Regions from separate parts of the Homo sapiens genome. Here all the other regions are linked to region 2. Evidence: chromatin loops called from intact Hi-C (ENCODE). Cell type or tissue: IMR-90. All regions are shown on one strand.

Region 1 (4,000 bases), 140 kb before region 2:
AAAGTAAAGTAACTTTGGGCATAGAGAAGTCAAAATCCAGCATCTAAGAGGTTTAAAGTAAATTTAGGCGCATGTATATGTGTTGCCTCAGATTATTTCTGAAAGGTAGTGGCACTGGATTAGAAAACCGGGTAGAAGGATGAAGTTTTGACTGATGTGTGAAAAACAGACTTCATGAGACAATTATTTATCATTTGTTAATATCAGAATGTTATTATTTAAAAAAATCTTCACATACTGGTCCTTCCACAAGATGTGAAAGCACTTCATCCCACAGCTTCTGGTTTTGACAATCTTCTCTGATGAGATGTTGCTGTTGAGGAGTTAGTTGAAAAGCCTCAATTGCTTCTGCTGAATCTGATGCTTTGTACACTTTGGAGGCACTTGGACAGTCATCTAGATTTATTTTAAAAATGTATCAGCAGACTTACAAGTGGTTCTAAGCAGAACTATGAAACAAAAGAGTTAACTGGCACAAGTAATGTTTAGCAGAAAGATAACCAACATAAAACAGCATCTAATTTCCCCTAAAATTTAGGATACTGTTATTTCCTGCTATTTGGCTCTGACACTATTAAACAAAAGATCCATCTTCTACCATGCCCCCCCAGCCAAATCCTTTGCTTTCATTTAAGTCTCAATTTATTTTCTTAATATTTCTCTTTATTAAAAAGTATGTTGGCTGGATGCAGTGGCTTCTGCCTGTAATCCCAGCACTTTAGGAGGCTGAGGCAGGAGGATCCCTTCAGCCCAGGAGTTCAAGACCAGCTTGGGCAACATGGAGAAACCCCATCTTTACAAAAGATACAAAAATTAGCCAGGTGTGGTGGTGTACAGCCGTGGGCTACTTCAGAGGTTGAGGTAGGTGGATCGCTTGAGCCCAGGAGGTCAAGGCTACAGTGAGCCAAGATCTTTCCACTGCACTCCAGCCTGGGTGACAAGAGTGAGACCCCGTCTCAACAACAACAACAACAAAAGTATGTTATTATTATTTATATTTTGCAATCATTACCTACCATCTGAAATTGGCCTTTTTGTGGTTCCACTGGGCTGCTTCTTTGACTGTCCTTTAGGCTTCTTCCCTTCTTTATCTGAAGGGTAACCTGCTGGATACTGATGGGGGGGGAGGAGGGAGAGTACAATGCAGATTTAAGCTTCACAGAGAAGGGGGGTTTAGATCCTGGTGAGAAATTAAAAGGGAGGGGAAGACTACACGTTCCCCAAACTGAAAAACTTTACATAAAAGAAACAGACATTTAAAGGAAAAGAATTCAAAGCACAGACAACTATTAAAATCCCAATTTATGTAGCTGTGACTGCTAAGAGATTCCATTTTATAATACACTGATCTTAAGTTTCAGATCTAAGAAAGGTAAGTCTTCAGGAGTTGTGATTAGATTTCCTTAAAGTTTAAGGAAAGTAGAATACAGAAATGAAGGTAAATGAGAACCAATCATAGAGCACAACAGATAGAAAGCAGATGGATTGGATCACAGTAAATTGTGGAGTTGATCTAAAAAAATATCAAGAACATTAAGGGTCAAACTTCTCATCTCCTAAAGTTAGCGGCAGGAGCTTTTACAAGACCTAAAGCAACTAAATTACTAAATCCTCCACCAGCTAAGAGTTAGATTTGAAGTAATACATTCTATCTATCATCCTTATGTTTCAATGGCTACCTTCTTTGAGGGGGTGGGTGGGGTGGGAGAAGCATGCTTTGTAATAACAGTCATGCTTAAAGCACTGTATGTTTCAGGCCTCAATGACTATTACTCATCATAGCAGATGGGCTCACATGCTTCTGCTCACAGTTTCAAATATAACCTATCTAGAACAATGCTCTCAACAGGGACATCTGAAAAATCTTCTGAAAGTGAATTTGACAAAGTTATTTTTATATTAAAAAGAATTATTTTAGTAGTTGTTTTAGCAGTTGATGGCCTTATTTTCAACAATCAATTCTATGAGTTTAAAAAGACAACAAAAACAGAAACAGACTTGCATTAGAAGACACACACTCACCTGCCTGGGTGGTCAGACACTTGCCCATAGTTCAGCCCCTACACATGCAGTGTGGGCAGAGCCAGGGGAAATGATAAAGCTGGCAGTTTTTACGGGAAGCACAACAATGGGGAATGATGGGAGATGAACTCAAACCATGCTCTGAAGTCAGTGTCAGGGACAAATTCTAGGGTATACAGGCAGTGAAGGGATTAATGCAGCCATACCATCCACTATGCACACAAAATCAACGAAGTCTTTATGGGTTAACAGCTGAGCATGGGCAAAGGGGAAAAAAGACAAAGCACTAAAGGTGGTGGCAGGGCAGGGAAGCAGCTTTGCGGGGGAAGAGAGAAAAGGGGTGAGGAAAAGTGAGAAAGGGAGAAGGCAGACCACTCTTATAAAGCCACCTCCCCACCCTTCCCCTACCAGAGAGACACCCCCTGTGCCCTCTAGGATAAATGTCCTTTTCCAGGGCCTCCTATACCTAAATTTTATGAATCCCTTTCCCTCACACTTCAAGTCATTTCCAAATTGATTTGGAAATATTTTACTTTTAATTAACAGGTCCAACTTTTCCCAAGCACAACCCTTGGTCCCAGGGCAGTCTGACATCTAGGATACTACCTTTTCTCTTCTTTTCCTCTGTCTATTTGCATGATCTTATTCCTCACCCCTTATAGTCCACCAGTCAATTGCTGTGGGTTATATCCAGTGTTAAGGCATGTAGATAGAAGAGGTGTATATTTTTATGAACACACAGGCAGCCTAGACAAATGTAATCTAACCTGTAAACGTAGACATAATCTCCTTGACCGTTCTATTCCTTCAGAGGTCCAAGGAGCAGGTTCAACATCATCTCTTCTTAAAAGATAGCGCCAAACCAAGAATCCATGGCTTGATGAAATCTCTGGCCAGTATTTCACCACCTAAATCACAATATTTCAGTGCCAGTTTGAGATTTAAAATTTAGACTTATTCATCACATTAGTGGTATCAAAATAATCTTTGCCAGAACTAAATGCAACTTCTGAATATTCTGCTTTGCTGTAAGGACAGTAAGTCAAGAATATTCACTAAAACAGTTTTGACCTTAATTCCTATTACAGTACTTCCCATGAGGACAGACTGCTATAAATTTAATAGAGTAACAAGATTATGCTAATTAACAGAATTTTGTATCGTAAAGATGGCAGCAAATGCCTCTTTTTAAACAAAGAATGAAAATCTATTACTATGATGTGCTGCTTTGAAAATCTATTACAACTAAAATCATTCAAAAAGATATATAAAAATCAAGTTATACAACAGCCAGTTACTTAAATGGCTTTATTATAGAGAACATACACTTACATTTTAAAAAAAAAAACCTTAACCCAACTCTGCCCCTAGGAACTCGAAATAAGCCTTAAAAGTAAAGTGCTGAAGTTAAGAGTTTGCTTTATGCATCTGTTCAATTTCCAGAAAAAGTAGCAATATAAGATGGCTACTGTTTCCTCGAGCCCACCCACAGTAGTTCCTTGCAACAACCCTGCCTTGAAAGCCCAGGAAGAATGACAAACAAGATGTCATGCCAGATAGAGCACCTTATAAATGCCATCATATCTGTTGCCTTCTTCAGGAGCATATTTGCTGATCTTCCTCCCTTTAAAACTGCGTATCACTCTGACTGGCTTACCAGCTCTCCAATTCCGAGACTCTGCTCCAATTTTATCATCCAATGGAGCATCACAGTTTAGGGCCAATGCCCTAAAAAACAACAAAGAAGTCTTTATACCATGTAATTTTTCTTCAAGTACACAATCGAGTCATTAGCTCAATTAAAAGGTGAATTATACCTTACCTGATGGTTAAGATTCTATGATTCTTTCCATATTATTCCAGATAATAGGATTATGCTTTCCCCCACCAGCAGAGAAGACAAATCAGTTTTCTGATGTCACCCCCAAGCCAGGGGATTGGTTCTCAGATAGCCTGTAGGGTTCTTCTGAAAGTAATA
Region 2 (4,000 bases):
AGAGAAGATAATATATGTGAAGTCCTTGGCACATAGCAAGTACTCAAATGCATGATATGGACATTTACTGGACTCTATCACTGTCCTCACACTGATTAATAATCTTTAAATATTTGCAGAACATAGGTGCAGTGGCTGTAAGCTGAGCTACTTGAGAGGCTGAGGTGGGAGGATAGCTTAAGCCCAGGAGTTCAAGTCCAGCCTGAGCAACACAGTGAGACCTTGATTTCTAAAAAAAAAAAAAAAGTGCAGGACATTTCTTACATGTGAAAATGTTTGTTACTGAAGTGTCATATGAAAAAGCCTGTTTTCAAATCATGATGTAGTTTCTTTTTTTCAGAAAAACTTGCAGTGTGGAAATATTCTCATGTACTAGAAATTGATTCCATTGTTTTGCTAAGGGCCTCCCAAAAAGGATAAATATGATTTGGTGGCCTAGCTTGCATATAAACAATGAGCTAGAGCTCACTTAGTAATGGCATCTTTTCAGGGTTAACTAGACTTTCAGCTTCACTGAGAAGACTGCATGAGTCATTTTCTCTCTGTTTCACGTGCTCTTTCACACAGTTATGCTAAAGCAGCTAAAATGCAGTTTAATAATTTGAATTTAGACAAACTTAACTCTCTGAACTTCAGTAAAGTGTATTTGTATCAGATATGCTTTAGTTTTCATGATCAAAAAGCCCAAAGAAGCTAAAATTAAACTTCCTTCCGACTTTTACTCATTCCTTTACATTTCTAAGCAAGTGAGACTCAAAATCATGGCTTTGATTCTATAGGAATCAGTGAATGTGCCAGCCAGAGGCCTCAGAATTCTTTAAAACCTGACCAGAAGGAAGGGAACGTATTTCTTGATCTCCAGAATGATCAAAAGGCAATATGAAAAGCTCTCAAGCAAAAAGGATACAAAATTATTCCTTGTCTTATGAATCTAACAGGTCCAAAAGATGTCAATACATCTTCCTCCCTCATTTGAGGGTTACACAAGCAGTCCCCATGTCAGAATGGCAGAATTCCAGCGGTTCGTTTGCAGAAGTAAGTTCTGTGGGACTCAGGATGCGTTCTCCATAGTAACCACATTATGTCTGCCTGGTGGTTAGCTAGGTTTAATCCATAATCCTCTGAAGTAGAGTTCCAGAATTACAGGACTTGACCACCTCATTTTTTTTTTTTTTTTTTTGAGATGGAGTCTTGCTCTGTCACCAAGGCTGGAGTGCAGTGGCACGATCTCGGCTCACTGCAACCTCCATCTCCTGGGTTCAAGCAATTCTTCTGCCTCAGCCTCCCCAGTAGCTGAGATTACAGGTGTGTACCACCATGCCTAGCTAATTTTTGTATTTTTAGAAGAGACGGGGTTTCACCATGTTGGCCAGGCTGGTCTTGAACTCCTGACCTTGTGATCCACCCGCCTCGGCCTCCCAAACTGCTGGGATTACAGGCTTGAGCCACTGCACCTGGCCCATGAAGAGTATTTTTATAGGAAGATGTGTGGGACCAGCTAAGGATGCCAGGCATGGGGGAATCTTCCTTTCCCCAACTTCCCTCATTTCTGAGCCTCTGTAGCCTAGGGCAGAAAATTCTCCCTAGAAGATGATTGGGAGGAAGGTAATGAGATGTGGAGCTGGAGGCCTTCAGAGTTTGGGAGTTGGAGGATGCCACCTCGTGAGAAGCTGTGAGTCTTTCTTGATCAGCTTGGGCAGCTCCTGGCTTACTTCCTTTCTTTTCATCTGCTGACCCTCAACATTGATCCTCTTGCTTCTCCCTTCACTGCCACAAACAACCTCTTCCTTGAGAGAAGCATTTTTCTCTTCTCATTTTAGATCAGAATAGAGTCCCCTCTACTTGCCTGGCTTGGAAGTAAATACATGGATTTAGTCCCATACTCTATGGAGTTAAAAAATTTCCCTGACCCTTTTCTTGTATTGCAAATTATTTCTACAGGTAAGGTTTAAGCCCTCATTAATGGCAAATATTTTTCAACTTAAGGAACTGGTGTAAAATTCATCCACATTTCAGGGGGAATCCTAGATTTAGGCTTTCATAAACATTTCTTCAAGAGTTGTGGCTGATGGAGGTATGGGGGTGAAGAACATCACAATGAAGTTTGTGTAGTGCAGAATAGTGTAAAATGACCATGTGAGTAGCACCCCCTTGTGTTGAAGAAGAGGTGTGAGTGTGGGAGGTTGCTGGAAGAAGGGGTGTATTACAGATATTCTTTTTATTCCTTTTCGCTAAATCCCTTCCTGCAGGGGCAGGAGCCCGGGATGCAGGGTTGGGCTGCTCAGAGACTGCTGAGTAAAGTAATTCAAGAGACAGTACCTCGGAGTAAAAACCACAACTAAGATGCCATCAAAAGGGACCATGGAGAGAGGTGAAATTCAAGTGGCAAAGGGATGGACAGTAGGGGAAGGTTGGCCCAAGCAAGAGATTTCCAGTGGAGTCTGAAGAGACTCCTTGAGCTGTCACCTGGAAGAGCACGCTAAGGATTTTCTTTTCTAAAACTCTGAAGTTCTAGAAGGGAAGGAAACTTTTTTTTTTCTTTTAGAGATGGGGTGTCACTCTGTCACCCAGGCTGGAATGCAGTGGTGCAATCATAACCCACTGAAGCCTCGAACTTGAACTGAGGCTCAAGCAATCCTCCCACCTCAGCCTCCCTGGTAGCTGGGACCACAGGCATGTGCCACCATACCCAGCTAATTTTTGTTTTTTATAGAGACAGGGTCTTGCTATGTTGCCCAGGCTGGTTTTCAGCTCCTGGGCTTAAGCGGTTGTTCTGCCTCAGCTTCCCAAAGCACTGGAATTATAGGCATGAGCCACTATGCTCAGGCAGAAGGAAACTTTTGAAGGAGCTGAGTAGACTTGCGTATCTTTCCTTAGATCACCATCAATCCTGCCTGGGCTAAGGTCAAAAGAGTGTCAGAACAGAATACTTTAAAGCATTCTGGAGGCAACACCTGAGCAGGTGAGGTGAGCAGAGGATTAAGAGCCAGGAGGCTGGCCGGGCGTGGTGGCTCACGCCTGTAATCCCAGCACTTTGGGAGGCCGAGGTGGATGGATCACGAGGTCAGGAGATCGAGACCATCCTGGCTAACAAGGTGAAACCCCGTCTCTACTAAAAATACAAAAAATTAGCCGGGCGTGGTGGCGGGCGCCTGTAGTCCTAGCTACTCGGGAGGCTGAGGTAAGATGGCGTGAACCCGGGAGGTGGAGGTTGCAGTGAGCCGAGACCGCCACTGCACTCCAGCCTGGGTGACAGAGCGAGACTCCATCTCAAAAAAAGAAAGAAAAAAAAAAAGAGCCACGAGGCTTAACAACCAGATCTATGGCAGAATTAGTCTTTGGCTTCCTTCATGCTCTTCAGTTTTTAGCGTCTTAAGATGCCTTCTTGGTTTGGATGAATTTGCCTTTCTGACTCCAGCTACCCTGATCTTTTGTTGAAGCTGTAATTTGTCATCATGCTTACCCCATTTCTAAGCATAAGCCAGGTCCCTCTTCTTGGCTCAGCCCTGCCTCCTTCCTGTCCCATGGAGTTTGGTCTGAGGAAGACTCAGTCAATTCCTGAGCTTTCTTTCTTCTTGTCATTTATTTATTGATCACTTGCTGTGTGTCGGATACTGCACTGAATGCTGGGGATTAGGGATTCAACATATAAATTTGGGGAGGGACGTAATTTATTCCATACAGATGTGAGGGAATTAGCTATATGGATATCCGAAGGAAGAACATTTATTTTAATCACATACAAAAATAATTAGAACCTCCATTGCCTTTCAGACAAGGCCCAGGTCGATTAGTTGGTTGGAGGGTCAGGTGTTATAAATATGCCATATAATGGATAAGGAGGGTGGTGGTCTATATTCAGAATCCTTGTTCAAACCCCATTTCTGCCACTTATTAGCAGTGTGTTTTTGGGAAAGTTACTTTACCTCATAGGGAAGGAAAAATATCTTTCCTTCTACCTATTTTAGGTTCATGGCTAAGGTCCCTGTAACAACATGCA
Region 3 (4,000 bases), 310 kb before region 2:
AATAACCTAGAGATTTAGAATATTTGGAAGGATGTACATAGGTTACATACAAATTTGACACCATAGTATATGCACCAGAATATATTAGGGACTTGAACATGCGCGGATACGCGCAGATTTTGGTATCCGTGGGGACAGAGTGGGGTGTCCGGGAACCCTGGAGGCTTGTGTTAAAATGCTCTTTGCGGCTCGCTATATTGTAAGGCGGTGCCAGCTGCCGCGGCAGCCGATTACCCGAGTCTCGCTCCTGCATGGCCAGTGAGCCCCTGGCTGGGGTGGGAGCCTCAATGTCTCAGGCTGTGCAGACAAAAGGAACTCAACCATTAAGCAAAACATGGGAACTCAGTTTATATGAGTTACAATGAACACCTCAGTGACTCTCTTACAGAAGGCAATAACAGATGGCTTAGAAATTGTGGTTTCACCTCGAAGTCTGCACAGTGATTTAATGTGCCCAATTTGTTTGGATATGTTGAAGAACACCATGACTACAAAGGAGTCTTTACATCGTTTCTGTGCAGACTGCAACATCATAGCCCTTAGAAGTGGCAACAAAGAATGTCTTACCTGTTGGAAAAAACTAGTTTCCAAAAGATCACCAAGGCCAGACCCAAAGTTTGATGCACTCATCAGCAAAATTTATCCAAGTCGTGATGAATATGAAGCTCATCAAGAGAGAGTATTAGTCAGGATCAGCAAGCACAATAATCAGCAAGCACTCAGTCACAGCATTGAAGAAGGACTGAAGATAACTGCAGCGAGGCAAGAAACAATAGATTGAAAATGGTAGTGGAGCAGAAGATAACGGTGACAGTTCACACGGTAGTAATGCCTCCACACATAGCAATCATGAAGCAGGCCCTAGTAACAAATGAACCAAAACAACTGATGATTCTGGGCTTGAGCTTGATAATAACAATGCAGCAATGGAAATTGATCCAGTAATGGATGGCGCTAGTGAAATCGAATTATATTCAGGCCTCATCCCACACTTATGGAAAAAGATGACAGTGCACAGACAAGATACATAAAGACTTCTGGTAACACCACTGTTGATTACTTATCCAAGTATCTGGCTGTGAGGTTAGCTTTAGAAGAACTTCGAAGCAAAGGTGAATCAAACCAGATGAGCCTTGATACAGCCAGTGAGAAGCAGTATACCACTTATATAGCAACAGCCAGTGGCCAGTTCACTGTATTAAATTGCTCTTTTTCTTTGGAATTGGTCAGTGAGAAATACTAGAAAGTGAACAAACCCATGGAACTTTACTATGCACATACAAGGGAGCACAAATGAGCTTTTAAAAACCAATTCTGAGACTGAACTTTTTTATAGTGCATTTCTTTAATATTAAAGATGTACCAGCCGGGCGCGGTGGCTCACGCCTGTAATCCCAGCACTTTGGGAGGCCGAGGCGGGCGGATCACAAGGTCAAGAGATCGAGACCACCGTGAAACCCCGTCTCTACTAAAAATACAAAAAATTAGCCGGGCACATTGGCAGGCACCTGTAGTCCCAGCTACTCGGGAGGCTGAGGCAGGAGAATGGCGTGAACACGGGAGGCGGAGCTTGCAGTGAGCTGAGATCGCGCTACTGCACTCCAGCCTGGGTGACAGAGCGAGACTCCGTCTCAAAATAAATAAATAAATAAATAAATAAAAATAAAGATGACTGGCATTACTTTTATGGACAGATCTTGGATATGTTGTTCAGTTTTCTTTCTGAGCCAGACTCGTTTACGCTATTCAAATCTTTTCCCCTTAACTTAAGATTTCCTTTTTGGAAGGGACTGCAATTATTCAGTACTGTTTTCTTTTCTTTAAAAAAAATACCTGAAGTTTCTTGTGGGTTTTTTCCCCCCACAAAGTGTGGTTCCACTTGGAGCACCCTTTGACCCAGGAATTTTTCATAGTTTCTGTATTCTTAAAGATTCAGTTGGCTGTCCTTTTCCCGCTCCCCTCAAAAGATTTTTAGTCATACACAATGTTAAATATTATGTATTCCGACTTTTTTTCCCCTGGAGTCTTGTATATTCATAGTTTTCTATATAAACTGTGGTACCATCATGAAGACCCAAGGCTCAAATTTACTGTCCTTAAAAACAGTTCTCATAGGATTATTCTTTTCATGGTATTTCTTTCATAATATCTCATTTTAAAAAGAAGTTCTTTATGAACTTAGTGTCCATTGTCATGCAGTGTTATTTTTTTTTTCCATTTTTCCCGCATAATTTTGGAATTTCTGGTCCTGGAAAGAATCAAACAAAATCTTAAGTTCCATGAGAACTTGGTTCATGAACAGATTTTGCTGAAGAAAGAAAAATTAAATTGGTAGTAAAATACAGTCTTCAAGTATTAAAAAAAAATGCTCTTTGCTGAGGGAAAACACTAGATTAGTTTGTTAGGGCGCATCTAATTTTTTAATGTGACCATTAGATGGCAGCATTCAGGTGGGATTTCCTGTATCAGACCAAAGGCTTCTCCCCTCTCCCCACTTCCACCCAAAACACAAAAACAAGCTATCCTTCTGAGTGCCTCAGTTGGAACAGCAATTGAGGGATACTGTTTGGGAACGCGATTGCCAAGGGCGAAACTAAAAGAATTCTACTAGGTAGAAGAGGGGAATAATAATAAGAGTTGATAGTATTTACATGCACTAGGCATTCACTGTTCTAAGCACTTTTATATATGTTAAAATAAAGGGTAGGTAAATAAATTAACAAAACTCCAGTCCACAAACCCCCGTCTCATATAGAGGGGAGCTATAAAACTTTTTTTTGTTGTTACAGACAGGTCTCACTCTCACCCATGCTGCAGTGCAGTGACATGTGCTTGTAGCTCATTGCAGCCTCCAACTTTTGGGCTCAAGCAATCCTCTTGCCTCAGGCTCCTGAGTAGCTGGGACTACAGGTGCCTGCCACCATGCCGGCTATTTTTTATTTTATAATAAAATAATAAAATACCTAATGTATATTTTATATTGTTAAATATAATATTTATATTATATATAAATACAATGTAATATTAATATAACATTAATATAATTAAAATATAATATTTATATAATTATAATATAATAATAAGGCTGGGCGCAGTGGCTCATGCCTGTAATCTCAGCACTTTGGGAGGCCGAGGCCAACATGGTGAAACCCCATCTCTACTAAAAATAGAAAAAGTAGCCGGGTGCGGTGGCAGGCGCCTGTAATCCCACCTACTCCGGAGGCTGAGGCAGGAGAATCACTTGAACCCTGGAGGTGGAGGTTGCAGTGAGCCGAGACTGCGCCACAGCACTCCAGCCTGGGCGACAGAGCAAGACTCCATTTCAATAATAATAATAAAAATAAAATAAAATAAAAATAGCCATCATGGTGCCAAGCACCTATAGTCCCAGCTACTCAGGAGGCTGGGCAACCACCTTTGAGAAAAGGCTATCTAGTCACAACTGCTTTTTTTTTCTTTCTTTCTTTCTTTTTTTAATAGAGACAGGGTTTTGCCATGTTGCCCAGACTGGTCTTAAACTCCTGGGCTCAACCTATCTGCCTGCTATGGCCTCCCCAAAGTGTTGGGATTACAGGCTTGAGCCACTGGGCCTGGCTTACAAATATTATTATTTTTTTTGAGATGGAGTTTTGCTCTTGTTGCCCAGGCTGGACTGCAATGGCATGATCTAGGCTCACTGCAACCTCTGCCTCCCAGGTTCAAGCGATTTTCCTGCCCCAGCCTCCCGAGTAGCTGGGACGACAGGTGCGTGCCACGACGCCCAGCTGATTTTTGTATTTTTAGTAGAGACAGGGTTTCACCATGTTGGCCAGGCTGGTATCGAACTCCTGACCTCAGGTGATCTGCCTGTGTCAGCCTCCCAAAATGCTAGGATTACAGGCGTGAGCCACTGCACCCGGCATGAAAGAGTGACCTTTGGAAACTGACTGAGTCTGTTCCTCTTCTTGGGAGCTGCTGCTTTTCTTTTTTTTGAGACAGAGCCTTGCTCTGTCACCCAGGC

What was found. A loop is a pair of places that touch in the nucleus more often than their neighbours do. Peaks named below come from ENCODE experiments on the same cell type or tissue, not always from the same donor. Only the 100,000 strongest peaks of a DNase experiment are listed, where the experiment ranks them.
Region 1: a loop joins it to region 2, with 2.3 times the contacts of the local background. A loop is called at or near these places in 30 of 110 quality-filtered maps.
Region 3: it touches region 2 in a loop (12-fold over the local background); 54 of 110 quality-filtered maps call a loop at or near these places.

The regions. Positions count from the first base shown.
Region 1 is chr9:6,496,948-6,500,947 of GRCh38, reverse strand. UHRF2 (ubiquitin like with PHD and ring finger domains 2) reads right to left here. Exons shown (of 16, transcript NM_152896.3): 11 at 3,588-3,750; 12 at 2,790-2,930; 13 at 1,017-1,113; 14 at 239-396. Among named protein-coding and RNA genes, the nearest start is that of UHRF2, 86 kb to the right of the region's middle. In IMR-90, no CTCF peak of the experiment used is centred here; a DNase peak (open chromatin) is centred at 1,777; H3K27ac peaks cover 337 bases.
Region 2 is chr9:6,352,443-6,356,442 of GRCh38, reverse strand. No RefSeq gene overlaps it. Among named protein-coding and RNA genes, the nearest start is that of TPD52L3, 26 kb to the right of the region's middle. In IMR-90, a CTCF peak has its summit at 2,150 (motif pointing left); DNase peaks (open chromatin) are centred at 502 and 2,122; H3K27ac peaks cover 1,111 bases.
Region 3 is chr9:6,666,296-6,670,295 of GRCh38, reverse strand. It overlaps the pseudogene RNF2P1. Among named protein-coding and RNA genes, the nearest start is that of GLDC, 23 kb to the right of the region's middle. In IMR-90, a CTCF peak has its summit at 2,436 (motif pointing right); no DNase peak of the experiment used is centred here; H3K27me3 peaks cover 240 bases.